Linked DNA regions of Homo sapiens: regions 1, 2, 4 and 5 are each linked to region 3. The links are chromatin contacts, found by Hi-C or POLR2A ChIA-PET in ENCODE. All regions are on one chromosome and are shown on one strand. Each heading gives the region's core, a stretch centred on a gene start or an enhancer-like site at or near the end of the contact. The rest is flanking DNA. Distances are from core to core; before and after follow the strand shown. Region 1 holds the start of ADCK2 (aarF domain containing kinase 2). Region 2 holds the start of MRPS33 (mitochondrial ribosomal protein S33). Region 3 holds the start of LUC7L2 (LUC7 like 2, pre-mRNA splicing factor). Region 4 holds the start of SLC37A3 (solute carrier family 37 member 3). Region 5 holds the start of NDUFB2 (NADH:ubiquinone oxidoreductase subunit B2).

Evidence for each region. A loop is a pair of places that touch in the nucleus more often than their neighbours do. ChIA-PET counts read pairs that join two places held with the same protein, here RNA polymerase II (POLR2A). Pooled maps may share reads with other maps.
Region 1: a loop to region 3 is called in a map of OCI-LY7, with 5 times the contacts of the local background. The contact joins the promoter of ADCK2 here to the promoter of LUC7L2 in region 3. A Hi-C loop is called at or near these places in 1 of 168 maps with a recorded cell type or tissue (OCI-LY7), 2 of 37 single-sample maps with no recorded cell type and 6 of 50 pooled maps.
Region 2: a pooled map shows a loop between it and region 3 (20-fold over the local background). The contact joins the promoter of MRPS33 here to the promoter of LUC7L2 in region 3. A Hi-C loop is called at or near these places in 1 of 37 single-sample maps with no recorded cell type and 7 of 50 pooled maps. POLR2A ChIA-PET finds 5 or more read pairs at or near these places in 1 of 52 experiments (CD4-positive, alpha-beta T cell).
Region 4: a loop to region 3 is called in a map of naive thymus-derived CD4-positive, alpha-beta T cell, with 5 times the contacts of the local background. The contact joins the promoter of SLC37A3 here to the promoter of LUC7L2 in region 3. A Hi-C loop is called at or near these places in 1 of 168 maps with a recorded cell type or tissue (naive thymus-derived CD4-positive, alpha-beta T cell) and 8 of 50 pooled maps. POLR2A ChIA-PET finds 5 or more read pairs at or near these places in 2 of 52 experiments (A673 and OCI-LY7).
Region 5: a pooled map shows a loop between it and region 3 (10-fold over the local background). The contact joins the promoter of NDUFB2 here to the promoter of LUC7L2 in region 3. A Hi-C loop is called at or near these places in 9 of 50 pooled maps.

Annotation. Positions count from the first base shown.
Region 1 is chr7:140,671,581-140,674,280 of GRCh38, reverse strand. ADCK2 (aarF domain containing kinase 2) reads right to left here and starts at 1,336. Exons shown (of 8, transcript NM_052853.4): 1 at 18-1,336. The coding sequence starts at 950. RefSeq lists a silencer at 942-1,401.
Region 2 is chr7:141,013,681-141,016,380 of GRCh38, reverse strand. MRPS33 (mitochondrial ribosomal protein S33) reads left to right here and starts at 1,429. Exons shown (of 3, transcript NM_053035.3): 1 at 1,429-1,470. RefSeq lists enhancers at 901-1,100, 1,621-1,670, 1,133-1,778 and a silencer at 1,248-1,556.
Region 3 is chr7:139,358,493-139,361,192 of GRCh38, reverse strand. It overlaps LUC7L2 (LUC7 like 2, pre-mRNA splicing factor), which reads right to left and starts at 1,299. Exons shown (of 10, transcript NM_016019.5): 1 at 871-1,299. The coding sequence starts at 931. The region is part of intron 2 of FMC1-LUC7L2 (FMC1-LUC7L2 readthrough); the gene reads right to left. RefSeq lists a silencer at 605-1,034 and enhancers at 1,265-1,314, 2,035-2,164.
Region 4 is chr7:140,397,280-140,399,979 of GRCh38, reverse strand. SLC37A3 (solute carrier family 37 member 3) reads left to right here and starts at 1,450. Exons shown (of 15, transcript NM_207113.3): 1 at 1,450-1,564. RefSeq lists silencers at 1,303-1,532, 1,643-1,912.
Region 5 is chr7:140,695,319-140,698,018 of GRCh38, reverse strand. NDUFB2 (NADH:ubiquinone oxidoreductase subunit B2) reads right to left here and starts at 1,311. Exons shown (of 4, transcript NM_004546.3): 1 at 1,177-1,311. The coding sequence starts at 1,274. NDUFB2-AS1 (NDUFB2 antisense RNA 1) reads left to right here and starts at 942. Exons shown (of 2, transcript NR_024454.1): 1 at 942-1,104; 2 at 1,199-2,683. RefSeq lists an enhancer at 993-1,302.

The DNA of each region.
Region 1 (2,700 bases), core at 87-2,586, 1.3 Mb before region 3:
GCTCTCACAACACTTACTTTCACTGCCACGGAGATGAGGTTGGTGGCCTCAGGTTGGTGGCCAGGGACCTGAGCCCGAGACACCCCTGCATTTGATCCAACCAGGTCAGCTTTAGGGAGGAGCAGCCTTTCTAGAAACGACTGGTCTGCGAGATTTTCTGGAGGTTTCCGGCCATTTCCAAGGTATCCAAAGAGCTCTCTCAGCCCACCGACTGCCCCAGTATGTGAGAAGGGCGGCAGACAGGAGGCCCTGCCAAGTCTCTGGACGCTGTCAGTCTCCAGGAAGGCAGTGTTGGCGTATGCTTTGTACACCTGGGCCACGCAGCCTGAGCCCACAGGTTCCCGGTTCTCAAAAGAGAGGATGCTCCCCCAGTCATCCCCAAAAGCCTGCCGAAGGAAGCGCTCAGTGTGAGTCCACGGGTGGGGCGTCACTCGGACATGCAGCTTGGAAAATTGGGCACAGAAAGCCTCCGAAAACAGATCGCGCCGGGTGCTGGCCCACTGGCCCAGTTTGATGTAGGTTGGGCCTGAGGTCTCGGTGGCTTTCAGAAGCAGGTGGAGCCAGAGGGTGGAGACGCTGGGAGCCAGGTAGGTGAGGGGGTAGAGGAGTAGGAGGGGGAAGAATTTCACCAACAGAGCGCCGGCGCGAAGCCAGAGGCGGAGATGCAGGAAGACGCCGCCCAGAGGTCCCGCTCGGGGGAGGCTCTCCGCGGGCCCCGCGCCAGCCGCCCCGCTGCAGCGGACCCTTCGCCGACTCAGAACGTCAGGGGCCCCCTCACCCACGTCCCCGCACAGGGAGACGACCTTGGGCAAAGTGCCCAGCAGAAGCCAGCAGAGCCTGGCATCGCGAGGGCACTCGGAGGGCCTCAGGAGGCTGAGTCCCTGTCTGAGCTCGAAGCACCTCAGGTGCGACAGGCAAACCCTGACGGAGACGCGCCAGGGCGCCACCATCCTCCCGAGGCCCGCGGCCCAGGCGGCCCGCCCTCCACTTCAGAGGCGCCCGCTCAGGCGAGGCTGCGGTGAAGCCGAAGCCCGGCCCTGACCCCGCGGACGGAGCTGCCCATCTGGGCCGGATCCGCGCCCCGCTCCCTCCAGCACCTCGCCGGGCCTCAGGCCGGAGGCCCGCGCCCCGCCCGACACCCGCCGCGCCGCGCCGCGCCGCGCGGAAGGGGCTGTCAGACGGCACCAACTGCGGAACGGGAGGAGCCAGGACCCACGCGAAGCCAGGCCCCGGGCGCCCGCGACCTGAGCGAGGGGGCCGCGCGGGCGGAGGCAGGGGCCGGGCAGCCGCAGGGTCACCGTGCGCCCAGGGGCCAGTATGAGATCGCTGGGGTGGCGGGCACCAGCCCAGGGCGCGGGCGCAGGCGGGGGCCGGGAGGGCGGGGCGGAGCGTGGAGGGCGGGCGGAGCGTCGGGGGCGGAGCGTCGGGGGCGGGCGGGAGTGCAGGTGCAGGGAACCGAGGCACCGAGGGCTGTGGTGGAGCGGAGGGGCGCGGGAGATGGATGGGACGGGTTCGGCCACTAGGTTGAAACCGCCATTGCAAAATTATAACAGATAATGAAAGAGATCTGACCTAACCAACTCCATCTTGCTTCTAACCTCCAAGCTGTCCTTGTTCATTCCTGGGCGTTGGCTGAACTAACTTTGGGAGGAACTTAGTTTATACTTTATAGTTTAAAACAAAGATGATAACAGCCCTTTCTGAAAACAAACCTCCTTCTTGCCTGGGGAATAGACTGTCTTTGTAGGACTAACAAATTAACCAAAAGATTAGAAAGTATGATTTAGGAGTCAGGCAGCAAGGCTACAGTATTCTGACCCTCCCTAAACTGCTAATAAGATCAGTGCTCAAGATATTTTGCAGACCCTGCACTTGATGGATCAACTGACACCTACCAGATCGATAAACCAGGTCATCTGATCTTAGGCCCCCACTCCGGAACTAACTCAGCACAAGAGGACAGCTTCAGTTCCCTAAGATTTCACCTCCGACCCAACCAATCAGCACTCTCGACTCACTGGCCTTCCCCCACCCACCAAGTTGTCCTTAAAAACTCTGCCCAGTGTCCCGCGCAGCCTGATCTGTGTGAATTACTCCTTCTCTATTGCAATGCCCCTGTCTTGATAAATCGGCTCTGTCTAGGCAGCAGGCAAGGTGAACCCGCTGGGCTGTTACAGGGTGGCCGGTGGGGGCAGAGGGCTGGGTGCTGGGCGGTGAGGGTCGGAGGGAGCAGAGGGTCGGTGGCAGAGGCCCGGGCAGCCAGGGTCCCTTGACCCGCCCCTTAAAGAGGACGGCGACCCCAGGCCAAGACCACCCTGCCCTTGAGTCCTGGGTCCTGGGTAGCAAAACGCAAAGGCACCCTCTATGTCCCCCTCCCCATGTCTATCTTCCCACTGACTTCTTCGTATCTTTCATTATTCCAAAGAGCATGGCTGAAAAGTATGAAGGCAGGTTCTGAACACAGGTCCGCTTTTCAGCGGGGGTTGGGTAGGGGGGTGGTGTTGGATGGGGGTAACTGGGCTGCAGGAGTAGGAACTGGATGCTGTGTCCTCGGCTGCATTAATTCGGCAATTGTGTTGGACCTTGGGGAAAGGCTCCGGAAAGGCCATATTCATTCATTCAATAATACTCACTGAGCCCAATAAATATTTCTTGAGCCCAATCTCATATTTGTCGAGGCTCAATAATATGTACTGATCA
Region 2 (2,700 bases), core at 180-2,679, 1.7 Mb before region 3:
TATTTTATTATAGCAGCCTCAGGAAACTAATATGAACCCCCATGAAATTGACTTAATAAAAGTGATAGTGCAAAGTACCTAAACAGTCACCTGAAACTCTATATACCTAGCTATGTTTCAAGAAAGATTTATGGTAGCTTATAGTAATTCACAAAACATTGATAACACCAATAATTCATACGTGAAAAGGAAAAAACAGGAAGGATATACAAAACGAAGCCAACAAGGTTTATGCAAAAAATATATATATGTGTGTGTATATATATATATACACACACATATATATAGCTCTTGCCTCGAGCCAATTAAAATTTGGCTTTAAACCAGCAGCTTACACGTAAAGGAAGTCTTCTTGTTTATATGATTCAGTGGCCATTACATAAAAACAAGCCAACTCCACAGAAACAAGTACAAAAGACAAGACGAAATTTCTCCCAGGAGTTTCGCTCCTTAGGACTTCTTTTCTGGACTGTAGCCATGTATAGGATACTCATTACCCCTTTGTAAACTTAAATGTAGTCACTAGACCCAACTTTATAAGGCTGTTTACTATATCATATAAGGCTGATAACATGTCAAAACTTAACTTGATAAAAGCAAATCCTATAGCATAGATTGATTAGACGTCAAATTCTAACTTAAAAGTAAATTCTGTAGGAGGAAAGAGGGTGTAAATACAATACCCACTAGGTAGGCAACTCACTACCGATATTAATTCCAGGGTACATTTTGAAATATTTATAAAATGCCTTGAACGATACTCAGAAAACGAGTACAGTTTCCTCACCCAAACTATCAAACATTGAGTAAGTGCTGCATACAATGCCTATGGGATGTGGCTTGCTTGAAAACAGATTTAGTATGGGGTGAAATACTCACAATGCTTTCTACTATCTGCCCAGCGAGGTCTAAGATAACTACTGAGGAGACAAACGTTCCATCCCCTACTCCCTGAAGAAGCTCCTGGGTCAATGGGGGAAAGCGCTCCTAACCCAGTAGCAAGGAAGGCTTGCAGCTAGGGATCCTAATTAACTATTAGAAGATGAGCAGATAGATGGAAGGGGAGGGGGATGGCGCCGCAAGTCGGTCAGAAAGACCACACGGCACACGCATCGCCATTGCTTCAGAGCTTTTGGAGGCAGGTCTGTAGCCATTCCCACCAAAACATACTACCGAACCGTGCATGCCCTTCCAGGAGAGCCAGACCTTTCTAACTCTCCCCAGCCCACCACCTCCCCGGGTCCTCCGCACAGGCGGCGGCGCTAGCCTTACTGCGCAGGCGCCAGGTACACCTCGGAGGCCTCAGGAGGGGGAGCCAGTAACTCCGGGTCGTTCACTAGGGCTCCGCTCTAGCTGCCAAGCTTCCGTTTCTCTACTGCTCCCCGTAATAGTTGCCTGCGCGAGCTTGGAGCCGGGTAGAGGGCGGGCCTTCCGGGACGAGGGCGCGTGGGTGAGGAAGGTCAGGTCTAGGTAAGGCTGTCGGTGACTTTGGGGGTCTGCAGCAAGGGGCGATGGCTGCGAAGTCTACGGGGGTCTCCAACCTTGTAGAGTCGCCAGGAATAGGGCGAATCCACTTCATTAGTGACCAGCTCGGGCGGTTCACGTGCATCACACAAATAACTTGGCCTTTTTCTGCCTCAGTTGGGGGATTTCTTAAACGTAGAATACCCGCGTTTCCGCTGCCGTAATTTCCTCTCAGGCGCAATTACTCTCTTCCATATTGGTTAACAGTAGAAGGCTCAGTTTCTCTGCTCATCACACGGCCTTCGGCACTGTAGCTTTGGGTGGTGGGCTGCAGATTAATTTTGTAACCACCTTAAGAAAAATACGGTAAGGTGATATTTAAGAAAAATATTTGCGAAATGCGCTCCCGAGTCAAACATCGGTTGACTTGACAATACTACAGTTTCCATCACAGTCAGGCATGATCGAGTCAGGTGGAGGGAGTTGAAGATTGTTCTTGATGAACTGAATGCAGCTAATACATTTTCAGTGCCGTTGATGCCTCTATGACTCCGTAAAATAATCGGTACCGGGTTTTTTTGTTTTTAAGCATTCTGTTGAGATTGTTTTTATGTTTAGATTGTTTCTATGACAACGTGTGTACACTGTATGTGAATTCCTTGGATCCTGATGGTTATTAGGGTGGGCACTGTGCCGTGAATTTTGCATATTAGCTTCACATCGCAGATAGTATGACTGTCCTCGTGTAGTCGATGAGAGAACCTGGCAGAGAATAAGCACCATTACAAAAACGACGTGGCCATTAAAAGGCAGAGGCGAGATTCCAACCAGCTTTTTTATTCTGCAGCTGGTGCGTTCTGCTAACCAATGGTTTTTGGGAAACTGGAGAAAGCTCTCTCCCAGAACAATTTACACACACACATACATACACATATCGGCATACAGATGTACACTTCCACTGTTTTCAAAACGCTGAAGCACATCCCGGTTAAGAACTCTTGCACTTCATCTTTACCTTTCAAAGAGAAAAGGCAAACCTAATACAAAGCCACTTATTGAAATAATCTTTTAAATGCATCAGACCTATCAAAAAGATCAAAGAAGTTTGCCCTGTTATGCCAAAGTAAAAATATGGGAATTTTCTTCTCATGTGGGCTTAATTTGTTTTGCTCAGCACATTTGAGTAATTTGTTTTTGCTTAGCATTTTCAGCTCCAGTTAACTTTTTTCATGAGAG
Region 3 (2,700 bases), core at 50-2,549:
TAATTAACATCACCAAAAAAGCAACAGCATTTCATCATTTTATTTAGAAATTCTCTTTATGACAAAGGATAATCCAGCAATTAAGGGCTCTCTATACAGATTCTAAACTAAACGCCTGAAAGGATCTTTGTTCTCCTCTATTCTACTTCACTGGGTACCAAATTTTCAAAATCGTTCTGTTAGGGACATGCAACATTTGTCAATATTTACTGAACAAAGCCTCTATTAAATTGTCTAACAAAATGGAGGTCTCTCGGAAAAACAGGCCATAACATGTTCCTTCTCACAAAATGGGGCCAAACACACCCACTTAAGAAACCATGGTTTGGGTCAGATTTTCCATAAAAATGGTTGTTTCTGTGGGGCTCGAGGGTGCATCTCTGAGACTGGGTTAGTAATAAAGGTTTCCTCCTGACCCAGGAAGAGGAGGGGGAAGCTTCTCTCTAGGTACTCTGGAGGACGGCGGCGAGGGATGATCCCAAAGCTCTGGGTTAAGGAATTATATCGGGGGTGGAGGCCTTAGCTTTCCGCAGGTACCTAACCAGCGACAAAACGGGCCCCCCAACTACGCAACAGAGACGCGGGCTCTCCCGTCTCAGCCAAGTCAACATTAAAAGCACAAACTCTCCTTTCTGCCTCCAGGCCCCGCCTCACCCCATTGGCAGCAGTTCCCGCCAATCCGCATGGTCACCGCCCCCCCTGCCCGCCTGCCGAGCCCTGATTGGATGGGACGGGGGACGGGGACCTCGTGTTACCAATCTGGGAGCCCCTTACTCAGCCACACGCGCGCGCCCAGGTGCGCCCTCGGAACCCCTTCCCTTCGCCGTCCCCGTCCCCTCCCCCACCCCCAGGGCCCTGGCAGAGACTTACCGTCCCGGGAGGTGCCCATCAACTGGTCCAGCATCGCGCGCATCTGGGCCTGCGCCGACATGGCGGCGGCGTAGCGGGCGGACGGGCGGGGGTGGGGCGCAGACCGGGCCCTTTTGGGCTGGGGGATAAGGGGAAGGGATGGGGGAAGGTGCGCTGCTGTCTCGGTGGCCGCCGCCGCCTCGAGGCGTGCGGAAAGGGAGCCGGAGGGGTTGCGGGAAGAGTCCGGACTGCGCTCCTCACGACGACGTGTACGTGGAAGACGACAGCCCCCGACAGCGACCCTCGTGCCCTCACTCTCCGTCCGGTTCTTGGGACAGAAGCGACACGGGCCAAGCAAGCTCTCGCCTTCAACACCGCCACCCGCCAGAAGCCGTCAACCCCCCCTCAAGCTCTGACGCCGCTCGCCGCCACCGTCGCCACGACGGGAGCGCGCACGCTCCTCGCGCTCAGTCGTTTCCCGCGGGGGCTCCACCAACTGGCGTCCAGCTGTATCACTCCGCCCGCCCCGCCCGAGTGGAGTTCCACCCTAACGGCTCTGGGCGCGTGCACGCGCGCTCCTCCCGCCCCTTTACCCCGGATCTCGCGATACTCTGGTTCCTTAACTGACTGTGCAAGCCGGATCCGCCCCGAGGCGCCAAACCTTACATTACATTCCCTCCCGGCTGTAGGGCTGGCGGCTAAGGCTGCGCTGCCCGCGGTGATGGCGATTCAGACCCAAATTAGCAAAATGCGCTAGAGGTTAGCCTGGGCGGAAAGTAAGTAGAGACCATGCCCATCGTCGACCGGACTGCGGTCAGCCTCCTTGGCGTCTGAGGTGGGCGTGCTCGGGGCGAACGCCCGCCCCGAGTGGCGTGGACGCGTCCTGGTTCTCGTGCGCCTTTCCCGGCCGGGAGCAGGCCTGTCTCGCCGCCGCCGGGGCCGCGTTCCTTCCGCTGCGTGGGGCTTTAAGGCTCCTCGGCTGGGAAGTGTCAACTTCAGGAGAAAGCGCCCGAAAGCAGTACCCTAGGAAACAGGCGCGCCGACCCATTCGGATTCATCTTTACCTACAAGGTCGCGGGCGGCTTAGTCTGAATGTGAAACCATAAAAACTCAGCGTATTCTCAGCTACTGGGGAGGCGATCTCGGGGAGCAGGGAGCCAGCGGCGCTGGCCGCAGGGAAGCCTGGATTCTGAAGCCCGGCCCGTGACTGGGGCCTTGGCTTCAGTTCTACCCCTCGTAGGGCTGGTGGAGGTGGTCACACGTCTGCTATGGCGTGGCTGTTAGAACAAACTGGAATAAAATACTTAGCCCTGAGCCTTTCCCTGGTGTTTCTAAAAACTGTTTTAGTAAAATATTAATTCCTTGCCGGGCGCGGTGGCTCACGCCTGTAAACCCCGCACTTTGGGAGGCCAAGGGAGGTGGATTGCCTGAGGTCAGGAGTTCAAGATCAGCCTGGCCAACATGGTGAAACCCTGTCTCTACTAAAAATATAAAAATTAGCCGGGCGTGATGGCGGGCGCCTCCCCAGCTACTCGGGAGGCTGAGGCAGGAGAATCGTTTGAACCCGGGAGACGGAGGTTGCAGTGAGTCGAGATGACGCCACTGCGCTGCAACCTGCGCGACAGAGCGAGACTTCTAAAAAAAAAAATTCCTTAAGTAAGACATAGGTCAGTGTGCAGGAAGAAAGGTTGCTTAAAAAGAAATCTAAAACTGTAAGAAAAATGAATGAGTTAATAAAACCAAATGTTTAAGAAGACAGGCACTTTCTAGATACTTTGAAAGGACATAATAGAGATTTGTGTTCCATTAACACTGTATATTCATCGCCTAAAAAGAAATTTAAAACTGTAA
Region 4 (2,700 bases), core at 201-2,700, 1.0 Mb before region 3:
AGTTCCTACATGAGGGTAAGAGACTAAATTAGTGGGTATGGGCGCCTTGCTCCAATTTGTAAAACTACCTCCTGCTATAAAGATATGCGAACTTTGGCCGGCTGCGGTGGCTCACACCTGTAATGCTAGAACTTTGGGAGGCCAAGGAGGGCAGATCACGAGGTCAGGAGATCGAGACCATCCTGGCTAACACGGTGAAACCCCGTCTCTACTAAAAATACAAAAAAATTAGCCAGGCGTGGTGGCGGGCGCCTGTAGTCCCAGCTATTCGGGAGGCTGAGGCAGGAGAATCCCTTGAACCCGGGAGGCGGAGCTTGCAGTGAGCTGAGATCACGCCACTGCACTCCAGCCTGGGTAACAGAGCAAGACTCCGTCTCAAAAACAAAAAACAAACAAACAAAAAGATATGCGAAGTTTAAAAAACGAACAACAACAACAAAAAGTTATGCGAAGTTTGTTTTGCTTCTGGATAAAGCCAACATGAGTGGTCTCCCCAATTACTACTATTAAGTAAGGAGGAACTATGTTTGACAAAAGGTGTTGTCAAGTTCTGTTATTTGAAGACTAGTGATTGTTTATCTTGAGAACAGGTATGTAATGGTTGTTGTGGAGATTTTCTGGATTAAGAGAAGTTTTTTTTCTTTAAAATTCGAACAAGTGTCTGTATTTTTTCCCTTTATTTAAGAAACGGTGGCGGCGGTGGTGGTGGTGGATGGGGGGCGGCTCTCACTACCTTGCCCAGGCTGGTCTCAAACTCTTGTTCTCAAATGATGCTCCTACTTCGGCCTCCCAAAGTGTTAGGATTACAGGTGTGAGACACTTGTGTTGGATTTTTTTTTTTTGGAGGCAGGGTCTCGTTCTGTTGCCCAGGCTGGTGCAGTGGAGCAATCACAGCTGCCAGCCTCAAACTTTTGGGCTCAAGCGATCCTCGCACCTCGGTCGCCCCAGTAGCAGGGACCACAGGCACATGCCACTACTCCTGGCTAATTTTAACATTTTTTGTAGAGATGGGGTCTGGCTATGTTGCTAAGGCTGGTCTTGAACTACTGGGTTCAAGTGATCCTCCCTTCTCGACCTCCTAAAGTGTTGGATTACAGGCGTGAGCCCACTGTGCCCGGCCTGCATTTAATTAGACACCTAAAATTTAGGCCGGTCAGTAGCACACTTAGCAGCACGTTACTTTTTATAAAAACAAAGACCGAATACCGCTTTTTTGAAAAAAAAAAAAAAAAAAAAAAAAAAAGGATGCACCAGTTCTCCCCATATCATTTCTTCTCTCTACCTCTCGTCTTTTGCAGCTAACATTACTGGCCAGGTCCGCAGCAGCAGAGTTCTGTGGGCTCCCAGCCTCCGCCCTCCTCGCCCTCCTCCGCGCCGGCAGGTGAGGCCGCGTGGCGGGACTACAACTCCCAGCGTGCCCCGCGACGGGAGGGTCACGTGGGCGTCCGGAAACCCTGGTCGCACCGCCAGGGGTGAGCTGGCGGCGGGGGAGGCGGGCAGCGGAGCCAAGCTGACCCGGCGAGCGGAGCCGGGGCTGGAGAGCGGCGACCACTGCGGATCTCGGGTGCGCAAGCGGTGATGCGTGGGGCCGAAGACCTGCTGGGGCGGGGGCGGGTCCAATCCGAGGGGCTTCCCGGGTCGGGAGGGCGGTGGGGAGATGTAGGTGGCGGCCCCCCTTGGGTGGGGCGCCCAGGCAGGGTCGGCCGCTCGCCCCCTCCTTCTCCTCCCTGGGCCCGGGCCTGGGGTCCCGGCCGTCACGGGGAGGCTGCGATGGGGTGGATGGGGAGGAGAAGGACCCCCGGGGGACCCTGCGGCCCGGCCCCGATCCATGCGGCAGAGGCTTTTGTGCTCCTCGCCCGCCTGTCCTCCGGCCGTGGGTCTGGGAGATTCTGACTTGATCAGAAAAGGGCTTGTCGTTCGGACCAGGGGAGAGGGGATGCTTTTCAGGTAGGTGGGGAAGGAAGCTCTTTGGAAAGGATGTATAGAGGTCAGAGAAGAAGCGTGGTCTCAGTGAGTGACTGGTTTTGTTTTCTGGTAACTAGCATGAACTCAGTCAAGGAATTTGGTCAAATTATTCGTCATTCCCTCCTTATTCTTCGCAGGGTGTGTTCTGTTTATTCTCAGTTTTGACAGGAGATAATGGGAATGTGTCCCCGGAGTTTTTAGTGTTTTTTTGAAATGTAAGATGGTAGGCTATCTCGTGGTAACTCTTACTGAAAAGTTTATAGTTTATAGGGAGGAGTGGTTCCTGGGGTGAGCAAAATCATTCAGTTGTTATCTTTTTGTCCACCGGTTTATTTCTACCTTTACACAAATTTATACATACATAAATATATATAACAGTTGTTGAAGGGAATGTCTTCAGTGCTTTGGTGCTTAAATGATTTCTTTTCAGTTTGTTTGATGTTTCTTGGATACTAGGCTCTATACTAAGAACTCCATATAAATTATCTCATTTAATTAATACATGAGGAAATTGAGCTTCGGGTTGGGCGCGGTGTCTCATGCCTGTAATCCCAGCACTTTGGGAGGCCGAGGCCTGTGGATTCCTTGAGGTCAGGAGTTCAAGACCAGCCTGGCCAACATGGTGAAACCCCGTCTCTACTAAAAATACAAAGATTAGCTGGGCGTCGTGGCGCATGCCTGTAATCCCAGCTACTCGGGAGGCTGAGGCAGGAGAATCGCTTGAACCTGGGAGGC
Region 5 (2,700 bases), core at 62-2,561, 1.3 Mb before region 3:
TTGTTTTAAACACTTTAGTGAGACCAAGCGCAGTGGCTCGCCTGTATTCCCAACACTTTGGGAGGCCGAGGCTGGAGAATCACTTGAGCCCAGGAGTTAGAGGCTGCAGTGAGCTAGGATCGCGCCACTGCACTCCAGCCTGCCTGACAGAGTTAGACCCCATCTCCTAAAACACACAAACACGCTTTAGATAACAGTAACTCATTTAGTTCCTTGCAAATGGACGCCAAATGGGTGAGGAAACTGAGGCATTAAGAGAATAAGAAACTTTTCCAAGGTCCCACAGCTGGAGTGTGGCAGAGGTGGGATTTGAACCCAGCCACTGTGCGGCCAGAATCCCGCTTGGAATCACGACCCCACACTGCCTCTTGGTAAAGTGTAGCTGATGATCTAAGGGACCTGGAATCATCCATGACTCTTTTCCAGTCCTGCTCTTACGGAATCTCTGCACACCACTAACTCGGCTTCGGCAGCTGCTCCCTACCTCGCACCCGCTCCCTACCTCGCACCCCCAGCCCTCCGCCCTCCGGTCTGCGTCTCGGGCCACCTCGCGGGCGGCTCTGCCTGTCACTCTCCTAAACGCCACGGCTGCCCCAGCGTTGGCTTCCGGCTTTCTGCTCCTCTCACCCGACGGCGCTCTCTCTGGGCGACAGCCTCCACTCCCTGCAGCCAGAGTGATTTTTCAGCATTAAAAAGCGGCCACGTGACGTCTCCGATTAAAGGCTGCCGAACAGACTCTACCCTAAATTCCGCAGCCAGGCACCGGGACCCTGGACCGCGCCCTCCCTAGGCCTCACCGCCGCCGCCCCCCGCCTCGCTCCAGGAGCGTCCACACCCGCCGCGCACGCTGCTTCCTCCGCCTGGACCGCCCGCGCCGGCGCCGACTGGCTCAGCCCGCTCCGCATTCACGCGTGCGTCTCCCGAGGGCAGGCGGCCCCTACTACCATGACGGCCCTGCACACGGTGTCCCATCTGCCCAGCGAAGTCTCTCCCTCTCCCTCCGGCCAGCGGGGTCCCTCTCCTCGAGTCGCGGCTTCAGGAGACACGCGGACTACAGGTCCCAGCATGCCTCGGGACGCGGCCTCTTCAGGCGCCCCAGTCAAGGTGAGAGCGTCCCAGGGACCCGCGCTGTCCGCTACAGGCCGGCGAGGCCCCCATCCCCAGCCCCACACTCACTGACGGACTCCACCATCTCCAGCAGTCCGTGCGCAGCCGCTTCTGAAAAGGCGGCCTCCAACGCGAGCGAAAGACGCCAGCCGAGTCAGAGCGGACATACTCGCTCCCGTCCGCCCCGCGGTCCCCAGCCGCCTCGCCCCTGCCTACTTCGCTTCCCCGGCGCTCCGCCCGCGCCTCCCGTGACGTCACAGAGTCGCTCATCTCCAGGAGTGGGGGAGCCGGCAGCCGCTCCTGACCCAGATTAGCTGTGAGTCCTTCGGCTGCAGGAAACCTCTCTCCCGAGAGCAAAGCCCACGCATAACTTATGGTTGCTGAGCTGCCCCATGCCTTCTGAAACAGCTTGTTGGTTGCCCCTCTGATCCTGTAGGGCTCTCCCCGTGTTCTGCCCCTCCTAAAACTGAGTGGTGTATAATTCTTTTTTTTTTTTTTTTTTCTTTTTGAGACAAGGCCTTGCTCTGTCACCCAGGCTGGAGTGCAGTGACACCATCTCGGCTCACTGCAACCTCTGCCTCCCAGGCTCAAGCGATTCTCCTGCCTCAACTTCCCGAGTAGCTGGGATTACAGGCATTGTGCCAGGCTAAGTTCGTACGCAGCAATAGATAATGCCACAAATGGCTTGATTCGATCCACTGGCTTTAAGGCTGGGTTGGCATAGGCTCAGGGAAGAGACTGCCGTCTTTTTGTCCCTTTCCCGCCTCCACACTGTACCTGATGCGCACTGGCACGAGGGGCTGCGTGACCAGCTGGTGTTCTCCCTCCCAGCCATCTGGAGCCATCCCAACCCCTCTCTGCCTGCTTTGAATGTCCCCTCAAGACCTGGGAAGGAAAAAATAACATCACCTCCTTGAAAAAAACTGCACCAAAGGAATCTCTGTCCACCTAAACCATACTGCTCACTAAAAGACAGGAATGAGGAACTTTATCCTGGAGAAGGAAAGAATGGGAGAAACTAGTCCTGTAGTCAGGGCAGGACTCTCGGAGAGCGCAAGGGCTTGACTCCATTCGCTGCCTGGTGGTCTCTAAGACGAGCAACATAATCTATGAAGGTGCAGGGATAAACTGTGATTTTACCTAAAAAAAAAAAAAAAGAGAAATTAAGCTTTACAAATACCCCCCCTCCAGGCTGACCCCGGGCCCCTCCTAGTCAGCCAGACGGCCACATCAGCTCAGCTCTGAGAAGAAAGCCCGTGGTTGGGCCTGGCAGAGAGGGGCAGGTGGTGGTCACTGCAGGTCTGTCCCTGGGCGCTGCCATGGAGAAGAGGACACACTGGTTATATTAACTCTCTTCATATTCACCAAAATTAATGCCTGCAAGTGGACAGGCGCAGACACTGTGGCAGAGAAACTGTAGTTCCGGACTAGCGGGTGAACCCGGGGCCATGTTAAGGAAGTGGCCAAGCCGTTCTGCTCACGTCCCCGGTATGTCAGCCACTTTCATCAGTTTTGTTTTACCTTGTAATAAAAGTTACCAAGGAGTTAGCAAAATCTATTAAAAATTACCAAGAAGATAATTTGAAGTACAAT